Regions from separate parts of the Homo sapiens genome. Here all the other regions are linked to region 1. Evidence: read pairs that join two places in POLR2A ChIA-PET (ENCODE). Cell type or tissue: HepG2. All regions are shown on one strand. Region 1 holds the start of IL1R1 (interleukin 1 receptor type 1). Region 2 has its middle 73 kb from the start of IL1R1. Region 3 overlaps IL1RL2 (interleukin 1 receptor like 2).

What was found. ChIA-PET counts read pairs that join two places held together with the same protein. Peaks named below come from ENCODE experiments on the same cell type or tissue, not always from the same donor. Only the 100,000 strongest peaks of a DNase experiment are listed, where the experiment ranks them.
Region 2: POLR2A ChIA-PET joins it to region 1 with 14 read pairs; 9 of 35 experiments call an interaction of 5 or more read pairs at or near these places.
Region 3: POLR2A ChIA-PET joins it to region 1 with 10 read pairs; 5 of 35 experiments call an interaction of 5 or more read pairs at or near these places.

Annotation. Positions count from the first base shown.
Region 1 is chr2:102,138,654-102,146,653 of GRCh38, forward strand. IL1R1 (interleukin 1 receptor type 1) reads left to right here and starts at 4,093. Exons shown (of 12, transcript NM_000877.4): 1 at 4,093-4,367. RefSeq lists enhancers at 4,956-5,250, 5,016-5,310. In HepG2, no CTCF peak of the experiment used is centred here; DNase peaks (open chromatin) are centred at 3,768, 4,028, 4,388 and 5,228; H3K4me3 peaks cover 2,907 bases.
Region 2 is chr2:102,065,807-102,073,806 of GRCh38, forward strand. It overlaps a transcript of IL1R1 not described here. Among named protein-coding and RNA genes, the nearest start is that of IL1R1, 73 kb to the right of the region's middle. In HepG2, a CTCF peak has its summit at 4,480; DNase peaks (open chromatin) are centred at 175 and 4,515; H3K4me3 peaks cover 774 bases.
Region 3 is chr2:102,237,102-102,245,101 of GRCh38, forward strand. IL1RL2 (interleukin 1 receptor like 2) reads left to right here. Exons shown (of 12, transcript NM_003854.4): 12 at 2,091-2,901. The coding sequence ends at 2,140. Among named protein-coding and RNA genes, the nearest start is that of IL1RL2, 54 kb to the left of the region's middle. RefSeq lists enhancers at 614-1,813, 3,668-3,962 and a silencer at 3,902-3,961. In HepG2, a CTCF peak has its summit at 3,901 (motif pointing left); a DNase peak (open chromatin) is centred at 3,850; H3K4me3 peaks cover 291 bases; H3K27me3 peaks cover 3,203 bases.

The DNA of each region.
Region 1 (8,000 bases):
GGCGAAATGTAGATAAGAAAATAGTTACTTGAAAGTCAGCAGATGGAAAATGTATGAGAGGAGCGATAAAAAACCTAGGCTGTAGAAGGAAGTCCATCTAGGACAGTGGTTTCCAATCTTTGTTGTGGTTCTGTGAGAGTTTACTGGCAGTGCCATAAATAACAAAAATATGTGTAGCAAATTAAGAATCACAGAGGCCCTCTGTGCAAAAATGTAATTTTCTTTATTTCTTTACAATTGAAGCCAACTAGACTTAGGAATTCTCATTTCCACCTGATGGTAGAAAAAGATCTCACTAATTTAGAGTTGTTTTGTCCCCACTGGTTCAAGACTCAGTCTCTCTGGGGGTAGTAACACAATCTCTTCAGAATTCTTTCCTTCCAAACCCTGCATTTGTTTTTTCTGAAGGATCAATGGAGTTCTTTGGGGGTGGTGGGGCTAAAGTGGACCGAGCTGAAGAATGGTTGTCCTGGTGTCCCGGGAGGGGTTCTGGTCCATGAGTTATCCTCTGTTCTTGAAAACTTCAGCTAGGACCATGCTTGTCCCATCAGACTAGGTCCAAGGGCTCTTTGGTCTTCTTAGCTTCTGCACTGCCCCCTTTGAGTGTCTGGGGACTCTCAGCTGCTTTACTTGAACACTCTGGGATGCACTGGACTTTTCTCAAGGCAGCCTGTCCTCAGGCCCAGGCATATCTGCTGCCAGGCCTGCTGTTTGGCTCAGGCCATGTTGGACACGGGGGCTTTGCTATGACCCTGGTGGTGTCCAGAACTAGGCTGGGAAGCCAAATGGCATCCCTCTCTTCCAGTCTTCTCCATCAACCTCTTCAGTCAGGAGGAGGCCAGGTGATGCAGTTTGGATATTTGTCCCTGCCCAAATCTCATGTTAAAATGTAATCCCCAATGTTGGAGGTGGGGGCTGGTGGGAGTTGTTTGGATCATGGGGGTAGATCCCTCATGAATGGCTTGGGCCATCCCCTTGGTGATAAGCGAGCTTTTGCTCTGAGTTCACATGAGATCTGGTCATTTAAAAGTGAGTGGCACCTCCCGCACCTCTCTCTCGCTTCCTCCTGCTCTGGCCACGTGACGTACCTGCACCTCCTTCACCTTCTGTCATGATTGTTAGTTTCCTGAGGCCTCCTCAGAAGCCCAACAGATGGCAGTGCCATGCTTCCTGTATAGCCTACAGAACCATGAGAGAATTAAATCTCTTTTCTTATAAATTTCCCAGTTTCAGGTATTTTTTTATAGCAATGTAGGAATGGCCTAACACACCAGGATTTCTCTTATTAGGTGGTGCTGAAGAGTGGAAGCTCTGAGTCACTCCTCAGAAACCTTTCAGGGTCTAGTAAAGAGCAGCTCCCTCCCTCTGCTTCTCCCCTTCCCACCTGCTGGTCAACTCTGTTCCTTGGAGTGGGAACAAAAACAAATAGCTTTACATTACCATACATTCTTCTGTACTCCGTGGTTTATGATGTAAACCTTATGGTCTAAGTTGTCCAATACTTTGGCTTTGGAGGTTCAAGGAAAAAAAACATAAAATACTTCTTCTTTCAAGCCTAGCCTTAATGTTTATAATGGACAGTCTTTCAAAATGTCCTGCCACATGGGCCATAGGAGATGCTTTATTTTTCAGGCATTGGATTATGTTGTGTTGGTCAATATGATTTTGTTTCATGTGCATTATCAGAAACTCTTCCCAAAGAGGGTCCTGGGATCTGATCAGCTAGACAAGTGGAGGAGAAACTGAAAACCCTCAGGGGACAGGGTCTCAGTTAAGTCTCCTGAATGATAAGCATTTCAGAGGTGGGAGGGAGACACCCCGGAAGGTGTCCAGAGGCTAACAATGCTATTTCTGTTTCTTGTAAGTTTTTGTCCAAGATGTGGGCCATTGGATTGCATCACTAGCATACAATGTCAGTGTAAGCAGTAGGCTTTACACTAAAGCATGTTGATGTGCTCAGAGCATTTTTGTGGTGCTGAGACCAGAGCAGATAGGGATACAGGGATGACAGTCTCCACCTTACGGAAGCCTCCTACCCAGGGGATGGAGTGAGACAGGCAGGCACACCAGTTATCCAAGGAAAGGAAATAAAGGGAAGGAGAAAGTCAGTGAAAGTGGTCAGGATGGCTGAGTGAGGGAGAAGGTGACTTGAAGGTCCCAGATAGAACAGTGGTAATAAGGTGAGAAAGAGGAGGTCTTCCAATTCCATTTCTGTGTTGGGCGGGTGTTTGAGAGTCCCACCTGGGTCTAGAGGCCTGCATGTCTAGCAGGACACTGGGTAGGAGTGGCTGAACGGGGACAACACTTAAAAAAGACAAAAATTACGGATTTTATTTCTACATGGTTGCACAAATCAATTTCACTTTCTACTTGTAAACTGCTTAAAAACCTTCATTATGAAAATGGAAGGACGAATTTATGTTCACCATCATAGTGCTTCTGGGCTGGTTCCACAGCATGGAGCCAGGCCCACCTGCTGTAGCTTTCAGAACTGCCATTTGGACACGTGGTTGAAGCAGCCTTCAGTTGGAGGATTCACAGTAATGGCATCACTGTGGGAGCTTAGAGGAACAACTGCTTGCAACCCCAGCTGCACTGGAATTACCTGGGAGCTTTAAAAACACTGCCTTTTGGGCCTCAGCCCCAGAGACTCTGACGTGACTGATCTGAACACAGGAGTGTCATGTCCTCCGGTGATTCTGAGTGGAGTCAAGGCTGTGAGACCTTCTGCTGTATAAAGGAATATTGAGAGCTGGGATTGTTAAGGAATTCTCTTAATGCTACGTCACTGGCCTCTGATGTAAGCCTGCTTTCTCGAGGAAAAGGAACCATAAAAGCTTCTGGAAACAGATTGTTTAAGAATGAGAAATTGTCATCATGCCAGGTTGCAAGACAGCTTTTAGGGCAGATGAGCTTCTGCTGCTCATTCCTTCATCTTTTCCTCCAGCCTGGATTTGTCCGGGGGCAGCTGAGGCTCAGGTTACCTCAATTCTTGAGTTTCTGAAGAGGCATATCCAGGGGTGGGTTACGAGAACAAGAGCCTGCCCAGTCTGAAAGGGATGCAGGAAGGGGCGGTGTGTACTAGAAGGAAGGAAGCTATCATCATTTATTAAAACTCTTCTTGGAGGATGGCCCATGAAGACCTCCAAACAAGCTGGAGGGGCCAGTCACTTGCTGAAGACTAGCGAAGTGGAGGGGGAAAGCCCGAGGGAGCTGCAGACTCGACCACTGCGCCCTCCCCTCCTCTCCCTGCAAGGAGCCCAAGGTGTGATCCTGCCAGGCGTTCGTTCGCTGCATGACCTTGGCCATCCTTCCATTCCCCTGGGTGTGAATTCTCATTGGCAAAGTGAGCTGGTGGGCATAAGTGGGTTTTAAGTTTAAAAATTTAAAAACCCTGTCTGCCCCCAAGTGTGGTATCAAGATTTTATAGTATGACACTTAAATTGCTTTTTTCATCCGGGCGCGTAACAGCAACAATGAAACCAGCAGATAACGCGTGAGTAGTATCAGCTCTGGGCCTGGCACTATTTTATATGTATTAGCTCATTTTTTTTAAAAAACTGTTTTCAACCACTCCATGAGATGAGTGCTCTTATGATCCCTTTTTCACAGAAGAGGAAACGGAGGTACAAAGAAATTAGTGCACAAAGCCAGTCGGAGAGAGCCCCTGGCCAGGCACCAAGCTCCAGAGGTCGCTCTGGCGAGCGTTTGCTTCGGGATCTGATGCCCTGGAGTCGCCAACTCAATTCGCGGGTCGCAGCCAGGCTCCATGGGGGTAGTAGAGCCAGGTCGTAGTGGCTAGGTGAGTTGTCTCAACTAACTCTAGTGGAGCCGCCGCAGCCCTGGAGGAGCCGGGCCGCGACTCGAGAGCGCCCGGCAGCTCTCCAATGCTTTGGAACCGGCGGGACCCCTGCGGGCTACCCGGGGCAGGGCGGTGTCCGCAGGGGTCTGTCCAGCCGCGCCTGCTCCTCCGGGTGGAGAGTTGGGACACCCGGCCAGCTCGCTCGCAGCCCGCGGACTGGCCCAGCCGAGCCGTCTCCGCCCGTTCCCCGCCCCCGCAGCGGCGGGGCTAGAGCCAGAGCCGCGCCCGGCAGTTCCCGGCCGCGAGGGCGGGCGCAGCTTGTGGCCGGCGGCCGGAGCCGACTCGGAGCGCGCGGCGCCGGCCGGGAGGAGCCGGAGAGCGGCCGGGCCGGGCGGTGGGGGCGCCGGCCTGCCCCGCGCGCCCCAGGGAGCGGCAGGAATGTGACAATCGCGCGCCCGCGCACCGAAGCACTCCTCGCTCGGCTCCTAGGGCTCTCGCCCCTCTGAGCTGAGCCGGGTTCCGCCCGGGGCTGGGATCCCATCACCCTCCACGGCCGTCCGTCCAGGTACGGGGAAGCTGGAGCATCCGGGGACTAGGTAGGGGTGAGACGGACCACAGCCTTGACACCTTCGAGTCCCCCGCTCTGCAGGACGCCGTGAGCGTCCTCCCTAAGTTGCACTTGGTTGTCAGAGTGTGTTGTGTAAGAAGGGGATGGCGGTGAGGTCTGCGTGTGTGTGTTTCTTGTGTGGAGCAAGAGTTAACGTTGTTCAGGTCGTTTGAAGGAACTTGCCAGTTGTTCTGGAGGGGGGTTCTAGGTAGGTGTGTGACTTCCCGTGTGAATGGCTTTCAGGTTTTCTATCCGGCTACGTTCTACAGGTTCAGGAGCGTCCCTCTTAGAGGTTAGGCTCAGGACCGTCAGTCTCCTTAACAAGGTAAGGGCTGAGGCCTTAACCACACTGGGGAGGGTAACTTGTTGCCCCTCCAGATAAAGGATGGTGCTAGGGAATGTAGCTACAAGCAAGTAGGCGCTGAGAAGACACTCATTATTTACAACAGTCATGCCCAGCACTTTACAGTTTATAAGCCCTTGACAGCAACTGGTCTTTTACCCTCCCTACAGTCTTGTGAGGAGGGTGCTGTCATCACCCCTGTTTTACAGCGGGGGAAGCAGAAGTTTAGGTGACCAACTTGTTGGAGGATGATGTCCTGAAGGAGGGTAAGACCTCTGCATGCAGCCCCCCTCTGTCTTCCCTCCCACTCGTCCTGCCTGCCAGGGCTTTCTCCTCTGCACTGCCGGGAGGAAGGAAGGCCGCTGGGAAGGCACGCAGATGCTGGCTCCTGCTGGGCTGTCTCTCCACTGCCTTATCTTTGGGGCAGGGTAGCTTCTCAGATGGCCACATTCCTGTGATTTAGCTTTACATTCTAGGAACTGAGGCAAGGGACACCATGAACTTGGGCTCTTGAGGTCATGGAGCAAGGGTCCATTCGTCACGGGAATGTGATGGATGTCTCAGTCGCTGCGGTTTGGTGCCAGGCTTCTGGACATTGAATGTATGAAACAGAACTCCATGACTATTGATGAGCTGAGGAAAGCCAGAGGTGGCATGGGGACGTTCACTGTCCTTTTTGCCATCCAGTTTACCAAGCGGCTATTGGCATTGTTTTCTTTCTCAATCCCTTCTAATTTATTGTGTGATATCTCATTTGATATTTCATTTAATATTCTGTATTCATATCCGATGTTAACGTTTATGCTAGACAGAAAGGTAGAGCCTTTGAGAATGGGGTTTGCTGGGGCAGGGGTGTGGAACTCTGATTTATTTTCAGTCTCTGGCTAGCTGCCAAGCTGCTGTGTGTGAAGCGTCTCCTGCACCCGTCCACTCTCATGTGGCCTCCATGCTGTTCAGGAAAGGATATTTGATCTGAATTCTCACATGACCTTGGCAGGCCCAGAGCAGCACCCCCATTTCTAATAGGCCCTGCTTGTATGTCATAATGTGACATCAAGTTTTTTTTTTATGGTTCTGAAACCTGTGACATCTTTTGAGTCAACCTCTCACCATTGTTGAAACACTGCTTAATAGTAGATTCACTAATTTATTAAAGATTTATTGACTATCTACTATGTGCCAGGCACTGTGGTGAGTGGTGGGGAGACAGCGGTGAATACGACAAGTGAAAACCTCTGTCCCCTTATGGACATGAGTCTTCTTGGTAAGACATAGGATGTCAGCAGTCTCTCTTCAAAAGGGGGGTCTTTGAAATCCGCCCCTTTGTACAAGGGTGTGGATGCACTGGCTACCTAGAGGACACCACTCAGCAGCCCCAATGGAGAGGACGAGGAGATGATGGGCACAGATGTAGCTCTGTGGTTCCCTAGAGAATCGCAGGGCTGCTATTCTCCAAGTTTGTGGTGTCCCTTGCCTCAGTTCCTAGGATGTGGAGCTCTAGGAGGTGGAGCTACACTCTGTGGCTTGGCCATGCACAGGGACCAGGGCAGATGGAAACCCTGTGGCTGGGATGCATCAGTGCGAGCTGAGTGTCCACCTGCAAGCTGGGACATTATGGAGAAGACATCTCAGTAATAAGAGAGGCAAAGCTGGACAATTGCGGTGAAACTACCATAGCATAGTGGGTGGAGAAGTACAGAGATCCTTATATTCTTATGCTACATAATGGATATACTAGGTTCTTGCCATTTTAAAAGAAGTTGTCAGGGGCACCTGTGGCTCACCTGCCATGGCACAGCTCCAGGATGCTACCCATCTGTTGCCGTGAATGGGTGCTTGGTTTGCATTTTCTTCTTCTTGAGGTTGTGAGGTGGGCTGGTGGCACAAGACAAGGATCTGCACTGTCAGCAGCCTTTTTCTCCTCTGGTTGTCTGCTGTGGGTCCAGGAAATGCTGCTGGAGCCTCCCGGCCATGCCTAGTGCAGGGAGCATGTGGGAAGCCCTGGCCCCGAGTTATCTCACCAGGTACTGAAAGGGGCTGGAGCTCTTTAAGGTCCCAGTCGCCTGCATGTTGGATTCTGTGCTGTCTCCTCTTCATGCACATCCAGGAGCTCACACATGGCGGCACGATGGAGACACCTATCACTTCCCAAGAGGACTCATGCCCACGAGCGGACAGGGGGTCTCATAAATTAAAAGTAGGGTAAAAGGAAAACAAGAGCGGAGATGAAGTGGAGTCTGAAATGAGGCTTGACATGTGCAGTGTAAACCCTGATGACCTAGATGCTGCTAAAGTTACTCAAGTGGGGCCGTGAATGTGGAGGGAAGCCTGAGTCTTAGCTCTGCCTGCACCTTAGCACTGCCTGAAGCACTCAGGGAAATGCCAGGACTGGATGCAGAGCAAACAAACTAGCATCTCTGGAGGCGTGCTGGGCACGGGTATTTTCAAAGCCCCCCAGGTAGCCAAGGTTGACAACATAAATACATAAATACTCTTTCCTGTAGGCAGTGGGAAAGAGGAAACCCTGCAGGGCACAGCCAGCAGTGTCTTCAAGATGAAAGCAAAGTGCTCAGGAAAAAAAGCATTCTTGGCACAGAGAGAAGTGGGAAGTTTCTTTTAAAGATCCCTGAAAAAGAGGTGAGAATAGTGAGTTTTCGGTGGTCTCTTGAAATGACCCTCCCTGTAAGCACAGTTCGGTAATCATGGTTCAGCGAGCTGTGAACAGGAAGAGTCTAGCCATGCTGGTCTCTGCACATTTGGCGTCCCAAATGTGAGAACTCATAGATCCCTGAAAATACAGCCAATGACTAATGACTAAGAGTTAAATGAAAAGTTAGATGGTGTCACTTTCCATCAGTGGGTCTCACCTCATTAAAACCCAACACCCCCCTTAATGCAAATATTTTAAAACACCCCTTTTATAATTTTGAAACGATATAATAAAACTTATCTACAACATAAGTTTAAAAAATCAATGTAATACTTAGATGTTAAGGAGAAATAAAAGCAATTTGTATTAAAATTATGCATTTCAGTGTGCAGATGCTTGAGCTAAGCTGAACTACAACCTAGTGAGGTGAGCCATTGCTTTCTATAGTCTGCAGGACAGCTGGCATGGGGTGGGAACAGGTGAGTCTCAGTGGCCATCCAAATGCCACTGAAGGATGAATGACTCTCGGTTAAGGTCTTGATGGTAGCCAAAGGCCATTCTTCTCTCAATTTTCACAGTGATTGCATTCCTGAAAAAT
Region 2 (8,000 bases), 73 kb before region 1:
TCCCCACTTAAGGGGACTAGGGGATTGCATGTGCGGGGCAGGGGCACTGCAGGGAGCACCTGGAGGAGTCCTAACCAGCAGCACCTCACTGGTGCTACACTGCCCAGCTGCTCTCGGTGAGTCAGCACACTGTGGTTGAGCAATGCGAGCCCAGAGGCAGAGTCCAACGTGCTTTGCAGGACTTAGAGGCATTTCCCGGACTCGCGGAGACCTACCTTTCTATTGACTCTCTCTATTTTTTTTTTTTAAACAGTGGCCACCACCCTCCCCCAACCTTGTGCCTTTCCTGGAGCCCCGTCTGCTTTTTTCCTTGCATGTTTTGCACATGCTGTTGGCTTCTGCCATGTGCTTCGTCCTCTTCTCTGTCCAGTGCAGCCCTTTCTGACTTTTCAGTCCCTGCCCAGCTGCAAAGTCTTCCTTCACCCCTTGGGTGCTTTGTGCGCTTGTTTGTTGTAGTGCTTCTCAGGTCTTGTTTTATTTTCTCAATCTGATTTTTAAAGATGAACTTATTTTGTTCTAATTCACAAACAAGAAAATGCACCTGTTTTAAGTGTGCAGTTTGACGAATTTTGAAAAATGTATAGACCTGTGTAATAACCACAACAGGCAAGATATAGGATATTTCTAACCCCTCAAAAGATTCCCTTCTGCCCCTTCCTGGTCAATTCCCCTTACCCCAGTCCTACAAAATTATTGGTTTGATTTCTATCATTATAGATTTGAAGGTCTTTCCTGGAGCTTCATATAAATGGAGCATAGAGTACGTGCTTGTGTGTGTCTAGTTTCTTGCACTCAGAATGATGTTTTGGGATTCATCCATGTTGTGTGCGCCAGTAGATCATGAGCACTATTCAATTGTGTGACTGTGCCACAGTTAGTTTACCAGTTCTCCTGCAGCTTGGGCACTTTCTAATTTTGGGCTATTATTTTTAAACTTACTCTGCAGTACAGCTGTTTCATGGGCAGATATTTTTATTCTCTTGAGTAGACACCTAGGAATGGAACTACTGAGTCAAAGACAGGCATATATTTAGTTTTATATGAAAGTGCCAGCATTCCCCCCCGAGTGGCTGCAGCATTGCACATTCTCCCCAGCAGCGCAGAGAGCTCTGGTTGCTCCGCATCTTTGCCGACATTTGTTCTTGCCCATCTTCTAAATTTTAGCCGTTCTGATAGGTGTGCAGCACTCGCTTGTTGCGTTAATTTACATTCCCCTTTATCACAGTGTATTTTAATTATCTGCTTAAGAGTCAGTCTCACCCGTCAGAATTCAGTGCAGGGAAACTGCATTCACTTTTGCTGGTTGAATGAACAGTCTGAACGCCACATGGTCCTTTTCCTCACTCCACTTAAAATCAAACAGGGACAGCCGGGTGTGGTGGCTCAAGCCTGTAATCCCAGCACTTTCAGAGGCTGAGGTGGGTGGATCACCTGAGGTCAGGGGTTCAAGACCAGCCTGGCCAACATGGTGAAACCCTGTCTCTACTAAAAATATGAGAAATGAGCTGGGCCTGGCGGCGGCGCCTATAATCCCAACTACTCGGGAGGCTGAGGCAGGAGAATTCCTTGAATCCAGAAGGCAGAGGTTGTAGTGAGCCGAGATCGTGCCACTAGACTCCAGCCTGGGCAACACAGCAAGACTCCATCTCAAAACAAACCAAAACAAAAAAACTCCAGTACATCCTGGACAGATGATGCATTGGTGCCAGGTGAAGGTGGGGTGACTGACCATCCCAGTGTGCCCAGGCCTGAGGGATCTCTTGGGCTGCAGGACATTCAATCCTAAAACCAGGACTATCTTGGGCAAACTAGGATGGCTGGTCATCCAGGGAAGGTAAGGGGCCAGCATGAAGATAGCAGTGTGACATTTAGTCATAATTACACCAAAATGGGACTTTCTTTCTCTATAATTGATCTTAACTTAGCTCATGAATCCCTACTTCTGCTTATGGTGGAAAAATTCAGTTTTTTCCAGCTGGTATGGTTTGAATGTGTCCCCACCCAACTCTCACCTTGAATTTTAATAATTCCCACTTGTCAAGGGTGAGGCCAGGCCGGGCACGGTGGCTCACGCCTGTAATCCCAGCACTTTGGGAGGCCGAGGTGGGCAGATCACGAGGTCAGGAGATCGAGACCATCCTGGCTAACACGGTGGAACCCTGTCTCTACTAAAAATACAAAAAATTAGCTGGGCGTGGTGGCAGGCACCTGTAGTCCCAGCTATTTGGGAGGCTGAGGCAGGAGAATGGCGTGAACCCGGGAGGCGGAGGTTGCAGTGAGCTGAGATCGCCCACTGCACTCCAGCCTGGGTGACAGAGCGAGACTCTGTCTTAGAAAAAAAAAAAAAAAGGGGGTGAAGGGGTGAGGCCAGGTGGAGATAACTGAATCATGGGGGCAGTCTCCCTGATACTGTTCTCAAGGTAGTGAATAGGCCTCATGAGATTTGATGGTTTTATAAAGGGCAGTTCCCCTGCACACACTCTCTTGCCTGAAGCCATGGCAGCCATGTAAGATGTGACATTGCTCCTCATTTGCCTTCTGCCATGATTGTGAGGCCTCCCCAGCCATGTGGAACTGTGAGTCCATTAAACCTCTTTCCTTGATAAATTACCCAGTCTTGGGTATGTCTTTATGAGCAGTGTGAGAACAGACTAATACACCATCTCAGGGTCACTCAGGTCCTCTCAGTCCTACATATGGTTACTTAAGGGTTTGAAAGAGCTCAAGATTCTTTGCCTTTCTTCTTTTCCTCTCTTCTCTCATTGCTGCCCACAATTGGAGCTGCTTAGTGATATGGACCTGGTCACTGCACCTTGTGCTGTTGATTTCTGTGTGTCCTGCATGGGCCCTGCATGGGTCCGTGGGGCACGTGCTTTGTAGGAATAGCCCAGGAACTTTCCAAAACCCTTCTGTAGCTTGCTGGGGTGATTTGAACCTTGAGACTTCCCTCAAGCCCATCTTCCCAGGTATCCCTCCCTCCCCTACCCACTGCCAACCCCCTTGTTGCCCATCCACAGGCTCCATCGTGGAGTGGGCTTCAATCCAAGGTTTACAGTCTCTGGCTGGAGCCTGGAAATCAACACAATTTCCTCGTTTTCTCATGCCCCCTACTCCCTAACTTCCATTTCTGCCCCAACCCTAGTCATCTTCCCTCAGTGTTCATTGTGTTATGTGCTGGTTCAAACGTGTACTTCCCTTGAACAGGAACTCTCTGGTTTATGGCATAACGTTATGCTCCAGGCTCTTGATATATAAGGATATGTTCTAGAGTTCCAACAAATAAAAGCAAAAATAAAACCAAAATTCTTCTCTCTCAAGTGGCAGACTTAAAAGTCAAGGTTTTTAAGATTCACATTTTGAAAAATCAGCTTGGTGACTATGCTGGTTTCTCGACTCCATCCTGTGCTTGCCCTCCTGTCAGGGCAGTGCCCGGCGAATGCAACCTGCTGCCTTAGTGTGGGGGCAGAAGGCATAGGGGAGGATGGAGGAGAGAGTCGGCTCTGGAGTGAGGTTTGAAGGCTTACTGGAGATGTGTGACCGGAGATTGACTTTAAAGGGCAAACTTTGGCTAAGGGGGTGCGGGGGCTGGAAACCCCTTCCACAGAAGAAACCTGGCAAGAATCAAAGCACAAAGTTGGCTGCGCCTGGTGTCAGCCCCTGATAAGCAGCCTGACTGCAGGGGAGGACGTGGCTACAGGGCAGATAAGATGTAAGGGTGGCTGAGGAGGTCCCTGGGCAGTTTATCTCATACCTCCCACTGGCTTCTGCGAGCCCAGGTGGGTGCCAAGGTTAGCCACCTCCCCCAAACCTGCTCTCCTATTCGCAGCACAACCCTCCTGGACAAAGCGTTTTTCCTCAGCCTTCACCACCCATGGAGGAGGTGTGATTACCTCTATTCACAGAAAGGAGACTGGGACCCAACCAAGGCAAGTCATTTGCTTCAGACCACAGAGCAAAGAATCATTCTGTCATTCCAGAAATATTTGTCAGGCGCCCCTGGTGTGTCAGGTAGGTGCACCTTGAACATTTGTTTAATTTGTACTTAATAACATTTTCAAGAGGACATTACCTCCTTAAGTGAAAAATCTGTGAGGAGTTTTCTATCTTTCTAAGTCTTTGTGGCACACTTATCACATGCATAGTACTATTTCTCAAGTTACCCAGGCACACACAGATGTATGGCTTTCAGGAAGCCATACATCTGTGTAGCTCTGAGGCCCAGCCTTGTTCAACACTTCACTCAGAAGAATTGCTGGCCTGATGACCAACAATAATTGTCAACAACTTAAAACTTCATTGACGGCTCCTAAAAAAAATCAGTGTGCATGTGTGTGTGTATGTGTGTGTGCGTGTGTGTGTGTGTGTGTGTATGAGTGTGTGTATAACATTCATTACTGCAAACTGGAATGGAGTGGGGCTGGAAGGCAGCCCAGAAGCAAGGCTCAGAGCCTGGAGCTGCTGACCTCTTGGGGACACTGCAGCCCTGGCCTGGCCTACTTTTCTCTTCTCCCATATCTGGAAAATGAAAGTAGCCTGACGTATCCGGGGACCCGGCCCAAGACTCCACCCATTGGCAGCTCTTCACTTGTATCTTTTCATATCAAAAATGGGAGGTGACACCCAGTTTAAGGAAAATTCCAAGGCATTTGTCTCGACTAATGTGAAAGATGATTACAGTGGCCAGAGGACTGCCAAGGCTCCTTCTCAAGCTGCTTGAGTCAATGAGGGTAAGGTTTTAAAGGGCCCGCCCTGGCTTCCTTGGGCCTGTAGTTTGTGACTGTGTCGTTTTCAGAGTGGGAAGGCCCAGAGTTGGCCCCATGGAATTCTTTCTGCTTCTAGGGTGTTTGAAGAGATAGAAAGCCAGGGTAAGGTTCACCGAACCTCCAAGCAAAAATAAATTTCCAGAAGGGGCCCCTTTACTCTGAGGACATTGAATAGCAACAAAAACTACCACTGAAGAGTCATTTTGTCCCAGGCCCTGTGCTGGAAACTTTGAACACCTGTGTTCACCCCTCCCTCATGACACTCATGAAGATATACCATGGCTGTCTTTATTTTCTAGGTGGGAATCTCAGGCTTGAGGGTTGGGGTGGCTTGGGGAAGGTGTGTATCTAAGAGGTAGCTCTTATTTATTTTTACTTCTAGAGATTAAGACACATTCTTTTTCAAGATAGACATGGAACTGTCAAAAAGGATTAAAAGTTAAATAAGGATAAGGTTATGTAAATTGATCTTATGTAAAAAAAAACACTAAGATATTTGAAGACTAGGCATCATTATGTGTTATATCATGATTTTTAAAATGATGCTACCAAGAGTACTTCAGAGGTCCAAAGCTGAAATATATTTGTATACTTATATATATAAAGTAAGGGATACTTATTTAAAACCTCAAAAAATCAGAAGTATGTAAAGGAAGAAATAAAAGCTCCCTCTTCCCTTCTGATTCTAATTTATATCAAATTTATATCTCTATCTGTAGCTCAATTTGCCTTTTTAACTAAATAGGGTGATATCACACATATCATTCCTTAACACTTTTCTCTCTTAACGACTTCTAATGGACATCTATTTGTGGCACTGTATATAGGGCATACTTTCTTGAAAAATCCATTGCATGGTATTTTATTCTTGAATAAATCACTTGCATGGCATTTTATTGTAAGATTGTGTCATAATGTATTTATTCAGTTCCCTGGTGATGGCTTTATCATGTGGCTTTTGGCTGAAAGTATCAGAAAGTGGCCCAAACTGGCTTACATAAATTTACCATCTCATGTAACTGAAGTTCAAAGAAAGAGTGGCTTCTGAGTGGGTTCCATACTACTAGCATAATATTTGGCATTTCCCTGTATGTCCCCTCCTCTGTGTGTTGGTTTTGTTTGAAGATTCTTTCCCTTTATGGTGGCAAAATGGTTTTTGTAGTGGCACCAGGCTTTACAACCTCTTGTGAGGGAAGAGGGAGAAATGCCATGCCTTAATGTGCCAAGAAGGAGGTGTGAGATCCACCCTGGTTGAACCCCATGGTGCCGGTGTCCTCTCCTAGACCAGTGGCTGCCAAGGGCCATCTTCCGAGGAAGCACCTGGACTATACATCCTCCACAATGGGCCCTTAGAATTGGTCCATATTTTTCAAAATTGCAAATAATGTGTAAAATCATTGTACTTGGCCGGGTGTGGTAGCTTATGCCTGTAATCCCAGCACTTTGGGAGGCCGAAGTGGGGGGAATCAGCTGAGGTCAGGAGTTCGAGACCACCCTGGCTGACACGGCAAAACCCCGTCTCTAGTAAAAATACAAAAAAATTAGCTGGGCATGGTGGCCTGTGCCTGTAATCCTAGCTACTAGGGAGGCTGAAGCAGGAGAACTGCTTGAACCCGGGAGGTGGAGGTTGCAGTGAGCCGAGATTGTGCCATTGCACTCCAGCCTGGGTGACAGAGCAAGACTCTGTGTCACCAAAAAAAAAAAAAAAGAAAAAAATTCGTACACTTTACATATAGCACTGTTTACTTGGGCAATTATCTGTTTAGGATAAACTAGAAATAATATTGCTAAGCCAAATAGAATATAGGTTTTAAAAGTTTGGCGCTTTATCCTCCAAAACAGATTTTAATAGTTTACACTTGTAATAGATGTACCTGGTTTCTTATACCTCACTTACTGGAATATTAGAAATCGTTTAGTCTCTACCAAAACATGGCATTTTTCTATTATCTTAATTCACATTTCTTTGGTTATTAGTAATCTTGAACATGTTTTTCACGTCTATTGGCTTTTTGCTTTTTGCTTATTGCTTTTTGCTTCTTTCTTTTTTCTTCTGTGGACTGTTTATTCATGTCTTTTGCAGTATTCTCTCTTGGATTTGTGAGAATTGTTTATTTATTATAAACATTAAACCTTGATTGGTAATACATGTTGCAAATATTTTTCCCTAAGTTTTCATTGATTTGCCAAACTTAGTTTTTTTTTCCAAGTTGTCTTTTCTATGCAAAAGTTTTCGCTTTTTTGTAGGTGAAACTATGAGAAATTTTCCTTTACCATTTCCGAGTTTAATGTCATGCTAAGTCCTTCCTGTCTTGGGAAGATGTGTTCACAGCCCACTGACTGAAGGCCCTTCCCGGCCAGTTCTGAGCTTGAGCTGAGTCAAATGTAAACAGCTCCTGGGGCTGTGGGTATAGAAACTCCCTTTCTCTTTGGGTCTGGAATACCATGATGCCTTTTCCCTGTCCTCATTTTTCTTAAATGTTTTCATTTAATCCAGGCATTATGTACTGGGGGATCAACTATTCGCAAAACTCAGTAAAAGGCGGATTCCCAAGGCTCCACTTTGGATGCAGTAGGTCTGGGGCCAAAGCATGTGAGAAAAAAAGTGTCAGCATTTATTCATTCCACAGCTATTTCATGAGGGTTCAGGGCATCATTCTGGGGACCACGGATACAATACGGTGAACATCATAGACAAGGTTCTTATTCTCATGTAGCCTAAATTCTACTGGGGGAGATGGATAATAGGTGAACAAATAAACAAACAAACTCATCTGGCACCAAAAAGTCCACTAGGCAAAGTGCTGACTGTGAAGAAAAGCTGGGGTGGAAAGAGAGGCCATGGCCCCTGCAAAATGGAATAGGAACAAAGATTTAATCATTTGCCTCTGAAAAATCTCAGTGATGAGTTCCTTCCCTCCCTTCCCTCAACCTCCAGTGTAGAGGAGACTGATGATGATTGACAGGGAAGCACTGGTGGCTTCTCAGAAGTCCATGTGCCTCTTCCACTGCCTTAGTCACCCCTTACTCTGCATTTTCACAGAATCTCAGTGAAATTGCTTAAACCTCTGAGTACCTGAGAGATACTCAGGGCTCTTTCTTGGATGCCAAATAGATAAAATATTGACTCTTAAACATATGTCTGAATTCCTCTTGCCTTTCCAAGGTAGGAGACCATACCATACTCATTTGACAGCACCATTTACGGTCAACAAATCTCTAAGCTCAAAGAAGAGA
Region 3 (8,000 bases), 98 kb after region 1:
GCACACCCTTCAGAGAGGACACGTCCCCGTACCTCTCCCACTCTCCCCACACTGTGGCTGCCTCTGGCTGCCTCCATCCTGCAGAGGGAAATGGCTGGGAAGGAAGGGGGAAGGGTGCTGAGATGCCCTCAAATCTGAATGGGGTGGGTGTATTCCCCAAATCCTCACCAAACCACGAGCCAGTGACCACTCACCCTTTGCGGTCCAGATCTTACTGCCCCGGGGTTAGTCAAGTGGCCAGAGGTGGTGCCCACTGCCCTCAGGGGGTTTCCTGGCGTGGCCTGGTCTCACATGCACTCCGCAGAAGGAAGGACGAAGCGTCCTCAGCCAGCCCGCAGCCACCCTGCCCACTCCAGCACTGCAGGCAGCCTTCAGAGACCAGCCCAGAGAAGAGAACGGCAGCGAGTGAGGGGACAGAGTGCGGAACAGATCAGTAATGCCCATTTTCCTCTTGGGTGCAATAGGAGAAACAGCCTGTTTTAATTAAACTAGCGAATCCTCCATGAGGAATAACGACTCTCATGTTGGAGAGAGAAATCGAGATGCAAAGAAACTTTTTAAAGTTCTACTAATTCCTAATGAAATAATAGGGATGCAATGCAGCAAGAATACAAATAATTGAAGTAGCCTGGCATCACCGCTGACATGTAGGCAGGTTGGCAGGTAACAGCTCCGCTCATGGTCTCAAGTCCAAATTTGTATAAGAAAGGAGGTTTAAGAGTTCAACGGCTAAGGGACAAAAAGGTAGTTTATGGGAACGCTGAAGGCCACCCTCAATTCTCTCCCGTTTCTCCAGCTGGGCTTGGCGCAAATATGAGGTCAATGGGGTCCTATCCCTAGCCCTTGGGGGTGGGCTCCAGAATTCTACTCCAAGCAAAGTGAAGTCAGTTTCCAAGGAGCCAGTGTGCCTTCATCACAGGCCAATTTATAATTTAATGATTCACAAAGTTTTTTAATACTATGAATTAGCTGTAAACCCTCATCACTCCTTTCCAAGACCCTGGCTTGAGGGAATTAGAGACCCCCCTGGGAATCCCCAGGGACTGACCTGGAGGTAGGGCTGCGAGCGGAGATTGGACCAGAGAGGTGAAATACAGGTGCTGAGTCGCTGGGTTACCTTTACATTCACCTTCCCATAATGACTGAGTCAGCCACAAAACCCACTACCTTTGGTATCTCCCCTCAAATACCCTGAGTCGGCTCATGAGAGAGGCCCTGGGAAAGACCCAGTCACATTAAATAAAGGGACCGGGAAGGTGTGGTCTTTCCCCGGAGGACCAAGCAAGATGAAGATATACATGTGAAAAGTGCTTGGCAAACCGTGGGATGCCATGAGGAGCTGGCCTGCCAAAATATGGAATGTGCTCAGGGAGCCTCAGTCCCCAGGGCCCCCCACACCCATCAGCACCCCATAGTGACGCAGACCACTTCCTGCCACGTCATGGTTGGTTGACCTTTCCTCGGCACTTGGTCCTGTTTTTTATTTATAAACTTCCCTCTAACACATGCTTGTTTGGTATTGATCTGGGGCTGTGTAAAGTGGAAAATTCCTTCCTGGTTTCCTTGAAGAACAGAGGCTGTTCCAGATGAGGTCTGGAGTGAGCTACAGAGGGTGATGCTGGCTTTAGGAGTGGTGGCTGCTGGGTCTGAATGTTAGAGGCCACACATCTCCAGTAGTAATATTATTCTGGGAGATGGGAACTCTGTGTGTGGATGTCCCCTCCCATACACCCAGGAACTTCTGAGAAATGCTGCTGTTCACTAATACAATTCCACCCTCATCTCCCAGGCTGTCCCTGGAGAGGAGCTCTCCACTTGAGAAGGACCTCAGAGCCCTGGCTCTTGTCATCCAAATTCACCTTTCCTCTGGGGCTCTTATAGGAAAGGTGAGAGTTGACACTGCTCACCTGTGATCCTCTGGCATAACCACCTTGCAAAGATAACCCAAGAGAAATGGAAGCCTCAGGGATATACCACCAGATGAACTGACGGCAAGGTGGAGGTTTTCGCATTCCCATGGCAGGTTTCCTTATCAGCCCCCATCTCCCACCACATCAGAAAAGGAGTAAATAGATCTTTCCTGATTTCAGGCCCAGAACTAGGCTCAAGAAGAAAGAAGTGTACTCTCACGACTGGCTAAGACTTGCTGGACTGACACCTATGGCTGGAAGATGACTTGTTTTGCTCCATGTCTCCTCATTCCTACACCTATTTTCTGCTGCAGGATGAGGCTAGGGTTAGCATTCTAGACACCCAGTTGAGCTCAGGCGTAGAGAAGAGGAGGATGGGATAAGAACTGGGGCCATCCCCATGTCATGGTGGGTGAGAGCTGGGGCCATCCCCGTGGTCATGGAGGGTGAGAGCTGGGGGTTATCCCCATGGTCATGGAGGGTGAGGGCTGGTCGGGGGAGGCATCCCCAAGTCATGGTGGGTGAGAGCTCGGAGCATCCCCATGTCATGGTGGGTGAGATCTGGGGGTATCCCTGTGTCATGGTGGGTGAGGGCGGGTGGTCATCCACATGGTCATAGTGGGTGAGAGCTGGGGGTATCCCTACATCATGGTGGGTGAGAGCTGGGAGCATCCCCATGTCATGGTGGGCGAGATCTGGGGGGTATCCCCACGTCATGGTGGATGAGAGCTGGGGGAATCACCATGTCATGGTGGGTGAGATCTTGGGGGATCACCTGTCATGGTGGGTGAGAGCTGGGGGGATCACCTGTCATGGTGGGTGAGAGTTGGGATTCATCCCCATGTCATGGTGGGCTGAGCCCACATGGAAGCCTGTGCTTGGACAGCGTATGCCCTTTTCTCTGTTTTTCCACAATGAACAATTAAACTGTAAATGTTAAAAATATCAGTAATTTGTGAAATAAATTTTATTCTCATTTGAGCAACATAAATCACAATTTTGTTTGTTTACCATGCCTGTCAAAATCACAAACATTTTCTTATCAGTTTAAATAATGAAAACTGATTTCTGCTAAAATCATCTGACAATTAGCTTGTCAACATTCAAATATTTTTCACCTTAAATCCACTACCTTCGTGGTGTGGTCCACTGAAAAGTTGGGCAAAACCCAACCTGTGATTGAGGCTATAGAGAAACATGAGGGTCATGCACAATAGCTTTTTTTCCCCACACTTAGTAGATGGACTGTTTCTCAGTCTGACAGCCACCAAAGCTTTATGTCCTGATGAATATTTTCGTCCTCTCATCCTCTCTGATGGCCTCATTTCTCCAAATTTCTTCTTCTCCTCCTTTTTTTTTTTTTTTTTTTTTTTTTTTGAGACAGAGTTTCGCTTTTGTCACCGAGGCTGGGATTACAAGCATGAGCCACCGAGCCCGGTCAAGGCTTTCATATTTTTAAAACTTTGAAGTACAGTGAGAAACATAATTTAGTAAGCAACTCAGTATGCACACACGGAATGGAAAAAGCTCTGTTCTATGTTATTTGTTCTATTTTGTTCAAGTCTAGCTCAATTTTTCAAAATGCTGGTCACAGCTCGCCAACTTGTTTTAATAACCAACTTATGCCTTTCCACTGCAATCTGGAGAGCTCAGCCTCTCAGGCTGCTGGTCCCCCTGTCAATCACGATACTTTGGCTACTTTGCTTTCTTCAATCAACAAGGCTTTATCAAGAACTTATGGCTCTTTTAATTATCTGACTTCCTGGTCAATCAGCTTTGTTTGTGGTTTTAAATGACCACAGGATAGTAGAAGTGAACATAATTTCCTGCCTGTGTAAAAGGATGACATCAAGAGGAAAAGAAAGCAGCTCACTGGGTGAAGGACCTTGAGAAAGAGATGAACATTTCCTCTCTTGAGACACAGGACAAACAAGGTCACGCCTGAGCTCGGCAAACAAGGACTTCGGTGCCTGCCTACGGCGCCATTGCGCCCTCTAGTGGCTGCTGAGGAACCGCTGTCCAGCCCGAAGCTCACAGAGCCCCGTTCAGGCTGCCGCAACCTACCTAGGCGGCCAGAATGGAGACTTACAGGTGGGCGGGCATCCCGGGGTGCACACATTACCTTCTCGGGGCTCTCCAACTTAAGGCCAAGGATATCTTTCTTCTTTTTCGGCTGCTGAGAAGGTGGAGATAGTGCCATTTTCGAATGTGTTCCTAACTCTTGGGCTTCTGAGACTGTCGCAGTCTGTCCAAGGGTGGTGAGTGGGGATCAGCAGGCCCTGTTTACTATGTGCTCGCAAGAGGGGACTGCGGTCATAGGGATTTCAGAGAGGTGGCCCTGGCGTCGGGCCCCTGGACTCCAGTCACAACTCAACCACTTGCTGAGGGAGTATGCTAGCTAAATCCCTCTTGCAAGTCAAAAACCCTGTGCCCCAGTTTCTTCCTCTGTAAAAAAGGGATAATACAATGTTGGTATCCTTATTGCCCACTACAAAAAGGGCCAGAGAATATGAACAGGACATTTACAAAGTAAGGATTAATTCGTACAAAAGCCCGGTGAACGGAAAATGTGTGTAACATCACAAATGATCTGATGCCGCCAGGTAGGGGGGCATTTACCATGTGCCAGACAGACCCTAAGCTAAGCTCTTTAAGTACATTATCTCATTAACAGTCAATTATCCTATATCCTCTCCATTTTAAAATGAAGAAAGTAAGTGTGTAAGAGATTAGATAACCCACCCAGGGGTAACACAGTTGTTAGACATGGCCCCAGGGAAGTGTATCACCGGCTGGGTATTTCACGATGTTACAGCATTCCTTTTAAATTGTTAGGCATGATAATGGTAGCATTGTTATGTTTCTAAAAGCATCTTATGTGTTAGAGGTGACATACTGAAACATTTGTGAATGAAATACTATGATGTCTCGGATTTACTTCAAAATAATCCAGTGCAGGGAGTGGTGGAGGACATGAGTTTGTGAAACAAGACTGCCCATGAGTGAAGTTCATTCATGAAAACATAGAGCAGTTAAAAAAATTTTTAAAAACAAAGAAACTCGCAACCCTCAGACACTTACGCAAGTCTGCTGTGAAATAAGACATCCTGGCTATTCTGAAGAGCCGGATGAAACTAAGGATGGAGATTTTTGTTTTGCTTTCAAAATATAAACAGCTTTTTCCTCCCTGATTATTTGCTCATTGGGTAAATTTATGAAAACAGGAAGTTATAAAAATATTCATTATCCTTTTGGTGTATATATGAATATTCACATAGATTTGATCTTGCAATACCAATCTTAGATTTATGAATTGCGTTAGTCAGGGTTTTCTAGAGAAACAGAATCAATATGACTTTTATATATATACAAAATTAAGAACTGTCTCCCATGATCATGGAGGCTGAGAAGGCCCACAATCCACTCTCTGTGGGCTGGAGACCCAGGAAGGCCAGTGAAATATTTCTTTAGTTGGAGTCCAACACCCTGAGAACCAGTGGCGCTGATGATATAAATCCCGGTCTGAAGGCAGAAGATGAGATGGTTCAGCTCAAGCAGTGAGTGAGGCAGATCTTGAAAAGGGGTGGAGAAGAATTCCTCCTTCTTCTGCTTTTTGTTCTATTCAGGCCTTGAAGGGATTTGGATGATGCCCACCTGCTCTGGGGAAGGCTCACTGTCTTACTGAGTCCATTGATTCCTGCGCTAATCTCCGCTGAAACACCCTTACAGACACGTCCATAAATAATGTTTAATCTGGGCATCCTTCAGCCCAGGCAAGTTGACATATAAGGTAAACCATCACATGGATGTTTAGGTTTGTTCTATTTGTTACTTTTACAAACAAAGTGCATTCATCTGATCATTTGCCTTAGATAAATTACTGGAAATAGAAGAATTTATCTTTTAAATAGATCTATTTATATCTGATCATTTGATGCATTCTTCCAAATTTCCCTCCAGAAAGCTTGTACCAGTTGTGACTCCCACCAATGCTGGCTGAAGATGTCAGAAAGCAAAACCTATTCTAAGGTGTCCCAGGCTCAAGCCTGAGTTCCTAGTTTGGTAATGACACTGGGGAATTTCTTGTTTTATATATTTTTTGTGCATTTCAAAAGAAATGATCAAGAAGCTGTGATGGGATGTTTTTGGTCTTGAAGGACCTAGTAATACACTTCTCTGTTTCAAGGTGTGGCTGTGCAATTCCCAGCCCCACTAGTCCCCTGTCTTGTATGTTTATCCATTGTACCTTCTCTGCTGCTGGTGATTCTCAGTAGGGCACGTTCTCAAGCAGGCCTCCCTAGGGGTGGATGGTGCCATTGCTTCCATCCAGTTGGATGGATCCTAAAAACTTAACAGGCCATAACACAGGGGTGGAGAAAGCTCAGAGCTCCAAACAAAAGGGGAGAACCATCTGGCCTTTCCCAGTACCTACTCTAGTAGAGCAGGTTAATTAAAAACAGAAGCAACCATAAGACCTGACTGGTGTTATCTCTTTTCCCAGCCCCAACCAAGGCAAAACAACAAAAAAAGCCCATACTGAGACTCAGGGTCTTTTGTGTTTATGATTCCCATGTGTGTGGTCCCAGAGAGAAAGAGGTTGGAGGAGGCAGGGGCTTGAGGTCAGCAGGCTGCAGTGGAGAGCTGCTTTCCTGTGAGGAGGCTGAAGTCCCCTAAAACGAAGAGAAAGCTTGGGATGTTGGGCTATTCCCGACCCTGCTTTCATGTCACTCTCTCTGATTTCATTTCACATATCACAGTTGACAGGGCATAGATACTCTCGAGACTTTTTTTTTTTTTGAGATGGAGTCTCGCTCTGTCACTCAGGCTGGAGTGCCGTGGCATAATCTCGGCTCACTGCAACCTCCACCTCCTGGGTTCAAGTGATTCTACTGCCGCAGCCTCCCAAGTAGCTGGGACTACAGGTGCATGCCACCACACTCGACTAATTTTTGTATGTTTAGTAGAGACGGGGGTTTCACCATGTTTGCCAGACTGGTCTCAAACTCCTGACCTCAGGTGATCTGCCCACCTTGGCCTCCCAAAGTCCTAGGATTACAGGCATGAGCCACCACACCAGGCTCTAGAGACATTTCTAAAGGGGATGCTTGGAATCTTGAGAAGCCTGTAGGTCTTCTTGTAGGCAATCAATTATCTGCTCATTGAAGTAAGAAAGCCAAGTACTTGATTGGGGGCAGGTGGGTGGGCAATGGTAGGACATTTACTCCCAGACCCCATGCTTGAAAATCAATTCTCTTTCCAGTTTTCCAACTTTTCTGTTTTAAGCAACATCAGTCAGGTGTCAGAATGCCCACAAAGCTTTTCTGATTGAATGAGTAATAGGTAGGCTCTATTTTATTCTGTGTGAAAATTAAGGGTCTTTATCTCTCAGCTCTTACCATGGCCAATAAATAAATGCTTTGGAAGGTACAGCTGTGGCCTTCTCTGGAATTGAGGACCCTCAGAACACTGCTGGCACCCTAGACCTTCCACAGAGCTTGGCCCAATGAATGAATGATGGGAACTTGGACGCAAGAGCAATGGTGAGATTTGCTCGGGTCTCTCCTGCCCAAGTTAATTTGCATATCTGTTGTATGGCTTCCAAGCAAGGTAAGGACAATTTGGCCTAATTTTATTTGTATCTATAATCCAACCTAGGGGTTTGAAGGACAAATATCAAACAGTGGCAGATTTCTGTTTCAGTGTTGAGCACCGGGTGTCCCTTCAGGCCTTGTTCAAGGCAGCTCCCAAGAGTCCAGTGGGCAACCTAGTGTTAGGAGGTTGCCTGTCCCATCTCTCTAGGGTATGAGACCAAAAGATGGGCTTTGTTTGGTTTCCTGGAAACCTTGCCTCTGTGAAAGAGCATTCAGGGATCTCAAAGGACCAATCTTGTACTTCCCTCCATGCCACCTGTCTACCTTCCAAGCCAAAGGTGCATGGTAGCCACTTTAGGGGGAAATGAGAGAACTCAGGTAGTCATTTAGCCATACTATTCAAAAGTCCCAAACTGGCCTTTTGTAGTTTTGTTGTCACCTTCTGCCACTCATTGAACACATGGGCCTCCTATATAGATACAGAGGTGAGCATAGAGGC